Regions from separate parts of the Homo sapiens genome. Here region 1 is linked to region 2. A link is an interaction called in ENCODE POLR2A ChIA-PET data of the cell type or tissue named here. Cell type or tissue: GM12878. All regions are shown on one strand. Each heading gives the region's core, and the rest is flanking DNA. Links, peaks and the distances in the headings are about the cores only. Region 1 overlaps LINC02955 (long intergenic non-protein coding RNA 2955). Region 2 overlaps C2CD5 (C2 calcium dependent domain containing 5).

The links. ChIA-PET counts read pairs that join two places held together with the same protein. Peaks named below come from ENCODE experiments on the same cell type or tissue, not always from the same donor. Only the 100,000 strongest peaks of a DNase experiment are listed, where the experiment ranks them.
Region 1: POLR2A ChIA-PET joins it to region 2 with 6 read pairs; 2 of 35 experiments call an interaction of 5 or more read pairs at or near these places.

Annotation. Positions count from the first base shown.
Region 1 is chr12:22,732,502-22,737,897 of GRCh38, reverse strand. All of the region lies in intron 1 of LINC02955 (long intergenic non-protein coding RNA 2955), which reads right to left. Among named protein-coding and RNA genes, the nearest start is that of LINC02955, 35 kb to the right of the region's middle. In GM12878, for the core only: no CTCF peak of the experiment used is centred there; no DNase peak of the experiment used is centred there.
Region 2 is chr12:22,474,490-22,479,885 of GRCh38, reverse strand. C2CD5 (C2 calcium dependent domain containing 5) reads left to right here. Exons shown (of 27, transcript NM_001286176.2): 15 at 1,409-1,573; 16 at 4,995-5,135. Among named protein-coding and RNA genes, the nearest start is that of C2CD5, 67 kb to the left of the region's middle. In GM12878, for the core only: no CTCF peak of the experiment used is centred there; no DNase peak of the experiment used is centred there; H3K27ac peaks cover 464 bases.

The DNA of each region.
Region 1 (5,396 bases), core at 77-5,076, 260 kb before region 2:
TACTTGGAAAATAATTAGAATCCAAATGAAATTTAGAGCAAGGAATTTATTATAGTGAATTCTGAAATCTATTTTATAAATTCTGAGAAGATAGTATGAATGGGAAAGGATTTCTAAGGTGGTGAGGTGATTAAAAATGCTACCAAGAAGCCCACATTTCATAAACTTAAAACTAGAGATGAAGCAAGTCCAAAATAGATGTCAAAGGTGAACCCAGATACTGTAAAAGATTATGATGGTACATTGAATTCTCTTCCATCCATGTGAAGCTACTCCCTGGCAATAACTTACACAGGTTCAGAAATTACATTAACTCTTCAAACCTCCAGGGTACTGTTGAGTAAGTTATTATCTGATGTACTAAATTTTCTTAGCTCCTAAATTACTCTCAGAACTTCATTTATTCCCTGGGCTCAGGTTATGGCTTCCAGAAACCATATAGTCTCCTGATCACTCAAGAGTTCCTGTGACTCCCAATAGTGCTAATCAATTTATTGACAAATAATTTAGGCCACTTGGAAAATCCAACTAAACAAGTGGAAGTCACTCTTAGGCCACTGTGTTCACCTGCTTAAAGACAAAAGAGTGGAAAAGGGTCAATCTGAAATATTCAGATTAAAGACAGAACCTATTGACCATGTGGCTAGTCCAAATGGCCATTATGATTGGCAAGCAAAGCCAATTAAATAAAGAATGGTTCACTTATTGGTTTTATGTAGTCAGAGTTTTAGTAAGTAATAAGCCCTCTATAAGTCTGGCTCTTGGTCAGACTTCAGGGATTATTAACAGTCCCTTGGTAATTTTATTAAAAAGAGAGGTATTGATCCTAGTATTCCAGCCAAATTCTAATTTAGGGATTTATAGTCTACCCTTCCCAAATTCCCTCAGATTAAGTGGCCTACTCCCAAAGGACAACCACCCTGAGCTAATATGCTTCTCCCAACCACAAGCTTCCCTTGCGGGAAATCTCCCCAAAATAAACTCTCTCTGGTCTAACTCAACAACACAGAAGTCTTCATGGATTTGAATAAGCCTCTTCAACTATCATACACTCAACAATATAAATCTACATATTTTAAGCCTTTTTAGTAAGAGATGTGTCTTTAGTTAGTCCATTGGCAGGATCAAATGAACAGAACATTGACAGATGTTCATTTACAGCTGTCTAATTTCTCTATAGACCATTCCAGTTGTGATAGAGAGAAGGGGAAGTATAGGGAGCAAAGCTGTTGAGTTTCGACTCCTTCTGGAAGAAGGGGTAATAAATAATTAGCCTTGCTGCTACTCCCCTTGGAAACAGACATTAGCCTTACTGGTCCAGAAGTGGAGGTTAGAAAACACCAAACAATTTCATTATTTTACCTAACTCAGAAATATGATCTTTACGTTTTTCCTAAGAACATCGTGGGTAGATACTCTTTACGGGGGTGCAGACCAACATGACATCAAGTGGCTGGGCCAGTAAGGTAAATACATGTAGTGGACTACCAGTCTCCATTAAAACTTGGAATGGGAAGCCATGGAGTAGATAATTTTTCAGTCATCCTCAGTCTTACAAGTGTGTAATAGGAAACTAAATAGTTGGATATTTGTTTGACTCCATTTGAAAAATCAGTCAATTCAGTGAGGAAAAATGAGTTGAGGCTATGGGTTGACATCACATAGGCATTAATAGATTGACAGGGTTTTGGTTTTTCATATGCTTGTTTTGGTGTCAACACATAGCTCAAGAGATCTACAAAATCTAGGGGGAGATTTATTTGGTAATAGAGTTAGAGGCATTACTGTCATAGAAAACAACAAAAATGACCATAGCTCAGAATGCATTAATGCCGTTTCTACGCATTTAAATTACAGCATATTTGGCTGTGAAAAAATAAATACATCTAGTAAACACATAAGCTTGTATTTAGGGTCTAAATAATAATCTTTTCTAACCAATTCTGACACTCAATAGCACCTTTGAATATAATTTTATGCAATTTAATTTTTTATTTATAAAACTGTTTCCAGGTGTGATTATTATTCATCCATCACAAAATATATTTTTAAAAACAAAAAATTGGGCAAGGACTTCATGTCCAAAACACCAAAAGCAATGGCAACAAAAGCCAAAATTGACAAATGCGATCTAATTAAACTAAAGAGCTTCTGCACAGCAAAAGAAACTACCATCAGAGTGAACAGGCAACCTACAACATGGGAGAAAATTTTCGCAACCTACTCATCTGACAAAGGGCTAATATCCAGAATCTACAATGAACTCAAACAAATTTACAAGAAAAAAACAAACAACCCCATCAAAAAGTGGGCAAAGGACATGAACAGACACTTCTCAAAAGAAGACATTTATGCAGCCAAAAAACACATGAAAAAATGCTCATCATCACTGGCCATCAGAGAAATGCAAATCAAAACCACTATGAGATATCATCTCACACCAGTTAGAATGGCAATCATTAAAAAGTCAGGAAACAACAGGTGCCGGAGAGGATGTGGAGAAATAGGAACACTTTTACACTGTTGGTGGGACTGTAAACTAGTTCAACCATTGTGGAAGTCAGTGTGGCGATTCCTCAGGGATCTAGAACTAGAAATACCATTTGACCCAGCCATCCCAATACTGGGTATATACCCAAATGACTATAAATCATGCTGCTATAAAGACACACGCACACGTATGTTTATTGCGGCATTATTCACAATAGCAAAGACTTGGAACCAACCCAAATGTCCAACAATGATAGACTGGATTAAGAAAATGTGGCACATGTACACCATGGAATACTATGCAGCCATAAAAAATGATGAGTTCATGTCCTTTGTAGGGACATGGATGAAATTGGAAACCATCATTCTCAGTAAACTATCGCAAGAACAAAAAACCAAACACCGCATATTCTCACTCATAGGTGGGAATTGAACAATGAGATCACATGGACACAGGAAGGGGAATATCACACTCTGGGGACTGTGGTGGGGTCGGGGGAGGGGGGAGGGATAGCATTGGGAGATATACCTAATGCTAGATGACACGTTAGTGGGTGCAGCGCACCAGCATGGCACATGTATACATATGTAACTAACCTGCACAATGTGCACATGTACCCTAAAACTTAAAGTATAATTAAAAAAAAAAAAAAACATTAAAAAAATAAAAAAAAAATGACAGCATTCACTTCAAAATTTATGTATGCTGGTAGAATATTCTAATTATACAACAAAGTAATTTTGTTCATGTAATTTTTTTGATATTAGTTTACACTGCAGATGTTTGCAAAGTTAAAATAAATTAAAACTCCAAAGTTCAGGTATTTTCCATTAGCACTATTCACTATTTTCTTATGGATTATAACTATGTAGCTTAAGGTGATGTTTGTTCATTCTTCAAGTCTTTTTCTTAATCTGCCTAACCAAACGCCCCAAGCACAAGGAGAAACATCATCTTTGCAGGAGTATTGTTACCAGAGCCAACTGTGACAGCAGAGTATGAAAGAGTTATTTCAAAAATAGACTCCTAAAGTTGAGAAACTCATGAAAATTGAAGACAGGCTTCATTTATTTGTGATTCTGGCAACAAAAGTACAACAAATTACCCCCAGTACTAAAGAACTCCAGAAAGGTATTCCACTTTAGGTAGAAATACTATTGCAATCATTCATTCATTCATTGAATTAATTTGTTGAGCACCTACTAGATGACAGGTACTGCACTGTGGTGGTAGGGATCCAAGAATGAACAGGACGGGTCTTTGCTCTTGTCTAGTGGGGTAGACGGATACACAAGAAATTTGCTTGTGGTGATTAAGATTGCATGTTGAAGATGACTTTCTCCTGGGAACGATGGTTATTCAGGAAAAACATTAGTCAGGCCTGCCTCAGAGGAAGATGGTCATGTTTAAGAATGACAAAGAGCAAAAAGTCTAGTTTCAGAGCTCCAGTGCGGCAGCCTGACAGCATTAGAGACTGCCAGCAGAAACTCTGTGGTTTCCAGCTTAAAAGTTACCTCCTACCCCGTGCATTATGAATGCCCAAAGACAATGCCATCTATAGGACACTGCCTGACTATGGAGTATGGTGACATTTTCTGCCGACTGCATTGTTTATTTTCCCTTTCTCATAATTAAGCCGTTTTCTAATCCTATAAGGTAATAATATTTGCAAATGGAGAACACCTGGCTATCCAATATGATGAATTTTCCAGGCTTCTGGGGAAAGAGTTGTTCAAGCCAAAAGAAATCTCACACACCCCCAGAAGTAACTCGAGCCCTTCATAATATGAATACATGGGTGCAGAGGTTAAATGTATATTTAAAGCAGAGAAACCATGAATATCGCGTCTCTGTATGTATGTGTGTGTGTGTGTGTGTGTGTACGTGTAATCATAGAATTCTAAGCTTGTAGGGTGTGCTTTATATCTATATCATATGTTATCCAGATACCAGTTGTATATTATAAACTGCATATGCAATACCATATGGACACCATAAAATATCACATGTGTTGTCAAGATAATTTTATATTTAGTGCATGATTAAAATGTCCTATATTATATACCTATCTTTTCTGTGTGTACATAGATTTGTCTAACAAATTGCCTTCATTACCAAATTCAGATATAAATCAAAGTTAAAGTCGCTGTACTTAAATTTAATAAAAAGCAATATGGAAACGTGAATACAGTTTGTTTTTTCTTCACTAGATTTTTCTGCCATGCAGCATTTAACACTGGTGCAGCTGTCAATACCCATTCATCTGCTATCGGGCAGCTTTTTCCTTTCACTCACTGTGACATTTTTAAAGTGGCAAAAAAAAAAAAGCTTAAAACAGCATATTTGTCACTTTTTTCTTTCTGGTGACCTTTTAAGCACTAGGGAAAATTACTCTGTATGTACTAAACCCTTTAATCATTACACATACATTTCACAATAGTCCTTTATATAGGGGTATCATTTAATTAAATTTAAGGAATTTACATTGTACATGCTGCTGTTCATTTAATTATTCAAAAATTTAAACATTAGAAAACCTCATAGCTTTTAGCTATGACAACCATGTAATGCAACTGTAATTTATATTAAGACTCATTTTTATAAGTGGAATTTCAGAAATAACTTGTGCATACCCTCAGCTTCCAGCTTCTAAATTCTGATAAATAGCTACATGAAATATACTTATTCAGTAAATAAAAAATATGTGTTGCTAGTGAGTCATGACAAGGAAGGTTTTGAGAGGGAAGATGTAAGATTGAGTCTCAACTCTATTTTGGATCACTGTGTGACCTTGAGGGAGTTGCTGAATATCTCTGATTTGCACCCGGGATCTCATCATGTGCAAAATAAGATACTGATAGCCACCTCTCTCCAGCATAGTGTGATTGTGAGGAACAAATTAGCA
Region 2 (5,396 bases), core at 138-5,137:
CCTTTGATGTTAACAATTTGATGTTTATGCTTCTATTTTTTTTGCTTTGCTTATATTAGCATATTTACACATAAGTGCTCATAAGGATATATATAAATGTTACCTTGTTTTGTATTTCCCATGATAGTTTTCCAGTACTAATGAAATATAGTACTGTTTCAGAGTCAGATATTAAATAGTAATTTAATTAGATATTTAAAATAAATCTGTATCTAATAAACACTTTTCTCTGCTAATTAGGAAGGTAGGGCAATATAGTGAAATGCGTTTGGGTTTTAGAGTGAGAAACACTCAGTTCAGATCGTTTGTCCACATTTATTGACTTGGCTTGAGAAAGTTCCCTGTCCTTTCTGAATTTCAGTCTCTTGCCTTGCAAAAGTTTCCTCTTCACTTTTGCCACCTTTAAAGATAGAGCATCTGCTCATTCATGAAAAATTTATTTTTTAGCAACCTTTAATTTTTTTTTTGCTATTTTTAATTCTAATTATATATTTTTTTAAATTATGAGGTAGGTCCGGGCCCAGTGACTCAGGCCCGTAATCCCAGCACTTTAGGAGGCCAAGGCAGGCGGATCAATTGAGGTCAGGAGTTGGAGACCAGCCTGGCCAACATGATGAAAACCCATCTCTACTAAAAATACAAAAATTAGCTGAGTGTGGTGGTGGGCACCTGTAATCCTAGCTACTCAGGAGGCTGAGGCAGAAGAATCGCTTGAACCCAGGAGTTGGAGGTTGCAGTGAGCCGAGATCACGCCACTACACTCCAGCCTGGGTGAAAGCGTGGGACTTCGTCTCAAAAAAAAAAAAATTGTGAGGTAGAAACATAAAAAATATAATTGGGTATGCAGTGAAAAGTAAATCCGCATTTCGTAACTGTCTCCCACCTACCCAGGGTCCTCCCCAAAAGAAACCAACGCTTATTACCAGTTGTTTTTGTGTGCCTTTCCAGAGATGTCCTATGTATACCCTGATGCTGATTATATTCTTCCTAATGAGCAAAGATCACATTCTTGTTTTTTTTTCCCTTTTTTTCTTTTTTTTGAGACAGAGTCTTGCTCTGTTGCCCAGGCTGGAGTGCAGAGGCATGATCCTGACTCACTGCAACCTCTGCCTCCCGGGTTCAAGTGATTGTCCTGCCTCACCCTCCTGAGTAGCAGGGATTATGGGCACACACCACTACACCTGGCTAATTTTTGTATTTTTAGGAGAGACGGGGTTTCACCTTGTTGGCCAGGCTGGTCTCAAACTCCTGACCTCAAGTGATCTGCCCGCCTTGGCCTCCCAAAGTACTGGGATTACAGGTGTGAGCCACTGCACCCAGCTGTTGACCACATTCTTAAATATGAAAACTTAAGGACTGTTATTCTGTAGATATTTTTTCTGATTATTTCCCCATTATTTTTTACAAGTCTGCCACAGGTGTGTATTTAGCAGCTTTACCAACTCCTGGTGGTATTCAGATTGCTGGGAAGACTCCTAATGATGGCTCATATGAACAACACATCTCTCATATGCAGAAGAAGATAAATGACACAATTGCTAAAAACAAAGAGTTATATGAAATCAATCCTCCAGTAAGTAAAACAAACCTACATTGTGAATGTATCAGTTATTGTTTATTAGTATATTTTTAGGTTATCTTATTGAGGACACAAGATTTTTTTTTCACTGTTTAGCTCTCCTTATTACTCATTCTTTCACCTCCCTTTATGTCTTTGCTCAACTGTCTCCTTTTCGGGTAAGCCTACTCTAACGATCCTATTTAAAAATTGTGACTTCATTTTTGCCACTTCCTATGACTTTTCCCTCTTTTATTGTTTTCTATAGCTCTTATCTTTGTGAGTGTGTGTGTGTGTGAGTGTGTGTGTGTGTGTGAGTGTGTGTGTTTTGTTGGTCTTTTGCCTGTTAGTACTGGTAGAATGAAGCTTCATGAGGGCTTTGTTTCTATTGCCTAGAAAAGTTCCTATTGGTGGTAGTCTCTTAGTATTTGTTGAATGATGAAATAAATGGTTTAAAATGTTCTTTGTTAGTAAAAAGAGATTCTTATTGGTGGTAAAAATGTGAAAGAATATAGTTTTTCAGTTACAGTTTCTTTTTTTACAAATTTGCTCCCAGTCATTTCCTTTAATCAGTCTTTTTACCAACTTTGCAATAAGTATCACAATGCTGCCTCCTCTGTGGATGACTGATGGCAAGAGTCTGAATTGAAAGAAAAATGGGTTGGAATTAGAATGAAACTATTTGTTTTTATGAGTCTCTGATAATGAAAGACTTTCACAAAAGGAAAGTATAACATTCACACGTATACATATGTAACAAACCTGCACATTGTGCACATGTACCCTAAAACTTAAAGTATAATTAAAAAAATAAAAAAAGAAAGTATAACATTATTGCTTTTATTATTTTAAACGTCTTATCTAATTTTGGCTGGTCTTCTGGAACAGTGTGTCTGGATTGTTGCGTCACATGTATAGCTTTCATCATATTATTCTAGCATAGTTGTTAATTTGGGAGGAATTTTAAGGTTATGACCTACAGCTGCACTATTCATTATTCACTGTGGTAGCCGCTGGCCACATGTGACTTTTGAGGACTTGTGACTAGTCTGAATTGAAATGTGTAGTAAGTATAAAATATACACTGGATTTTAAAGATTTACTGTGAAAAAGTAGTGTAAAATATGAATATTTTTGTATTGATTTTGTGTCAAAAATTTAATATTTTGGATATACTGAATGAAATAAAATGTTTTATTAAAATGGATTTTATCTGTTTCTTTTTACTTTATTATGTATGTGGCTTGCTTTATATTTCTATTGAACAATACTGACTTAGGGCTTCTTTAAAATGAATGCAAATGTTGATGTGTTAACATATTCATATTTGAAAAATAGACTTTGTAAAAGTTCTCTGTGCACCACTCTACTGACTGCTTATTTTTATAGTACATTATTTTTATTTGGTAGTTATATTTTGATATTTGAACATCTGTTTATAGTATGCCACTTGGGAAAAATGATTTGTAAAGCTTTGTGTTAGGGTTTCATATATTCTTCATTTATTATTTCTAATGATATGAGCTGAACTTTTTTACTTACTTAATAGTGTTTCTCACCTCTGTAAATCCATCCTGACCTCTAACAGGAAGAATGGACTCTTCCTCCATTGTGTACTTGTTGTACCTGTATGTACTTGTATAGAAACTGTTACATATTATTGTACTTAGTTTTTATATATCTGTCTTCCTTTACTATAATGTAAGCCCTTTGGAGACAGGGATGTGTTTAAATAAGACTATGAATTAAGTTACTTCATCCATTCAGTACTTATTGAGCTGCTACTATGTGTCATACAGTTTACATTTGGAAGGAGGGAGTAAATCTATTATGATTTTAAAAATTTTAACATATATGAATTTCATGTGTTGAGGATGACTGTATTTTCACAACAGTACTCATCAGTTTATGCATCTTCTAATATGTCTTTCCTTATTGTAGATACTGACTACATTATAGTCTTTTAGCATAATCTCTCAGCATTTTTTTTGACAGAGTCAGTGTACAAGGTTGATTACCAGGCCACTATACACATTACAGTGTTGTGTTATGTCCACCCTGAATATGTAGATCAGAGTGTTCCTTCTCTTAGGATGATAGCCCTCACTGAAATAAATGCTGCTGTTTAAATTTTTTGTCAATACATTAAAAAATGTTTCTAATACAAAGGTGTAGTACCACTTAAGCTTTATGGAGATAATCAAAGGTATCAAAATAAGATGCACATCTCTCAGAATAACAGTACTAGTGATGAAATTTCAGTATGAATCTAGAACATATTAAATACCAGACAGTTATATTTGTTAAGTCTGTGGCATTGTGAACAAAGGCATAACAGAATTTAAAACTATTGTAAAATTATAAAAAGTAGTGTGGTATCTAGTGGGAATAACGTTGCACTGTGTGTCAAAAGACTGACCTAGACTGGCTCTACACTTGCTAGTTTTCCAAATTTAGGCAGACTACTAATTTACTTCTGAATTACAGCTCTTTTCCATTTTGTAGTTATTATAATGTTAACTTTATAGAGGGCAGATTAATTTGGAGTACAAATAAGATAAATTGATGTGAAAGTGCTCCATAGATCATTACATTATGAAATTGTGCAGTGGTAGTCTTTTATCTAAGGTGCATACTACCAATGAACATTTAAAACTATATATTTTTGAAAAATTTTATGTACAATTTCCTTGTTTATTAAAAAGACAATTCTGTTGCATCAGCAATAGGCTATGGCTTTTGCTTTTGCGTTCACGTATTCATATTCTTCCAGCATTCCTTGTGGCCGACAGACACTTAGAACCCCTAGTGATCTTTGGCTATGTAACAGCAAAAAGCTCACTAAGCCATACAGTATTGCACCATACACTGACCTTAAAAAGATCATTATTGTAAGTACCAATGTTTATTTAGCTTAATAAATTGAATAGCAAATATGTGCATAGTATAAGTATATATGTATTCATACTCATACATTGATCATATTTCACATTTTGCTATATGGAGCTTTGAAAGTGGATAAGAAAATATATAAAAGATTAGAATTCTTTCTAGGAACATAAGTCTTTAAATTTTTAAGGCCTATTAGGACTTTTATAATGCTGAATAGAAAATATGCACACACAGCAGTACTGGATTTCAGAGCTGTAAGGACTGCCAATTCCATACACATTGTAGTGTCCTGTGTGTACACTAGATGTCAGTTTTATCTTGTTATGTCTGTGACAGTTATATATATTTTTCTGATTCGTGTATCATTAAGGCTGCCATATCTGCTATAAAAGTTTAGTTTTAAAGGTTATACTTAAGTACGGACTTCACTGAGTATATTTTACAGGCTTTTTCTCCACAGGTAGGTGTCTACTAATATAAAGATGTAAAATTTAAACTGGAAAAGACAATCTCATATGATATAAAACAATTATATTTCTTTTAGGAGATATCTGAAGAGATTATAGGATCACCCATCCCAGAACCTAGGCAACGCTCAAGACTTCTAAGATCTCAATCAGAAAGCTCGGATGAAGTTACAGAATTAGACCTTTCACATGGGAAAAAAGATGCTTTTGTTTTGGAGGTAATGTGGCATTGGACTAATTTCTTAAAGGTTTTGGAAGCTAAGATACACATTTTTTCACGTGCTAAATTAATATGATACTTTTATATCATTACAACTGTTATAAATATTTAAAAAGTTATTATATAAAAATACAACAAACTTGAAAATAACAGAACTTGGTAACATATGTTTGTTCAATACCAGGTCACTGATACAATAATGCAGATGGTTCTGAAAAAGTTAATGTATGGGTTGAAATAATGATAGAATAGTATTAAA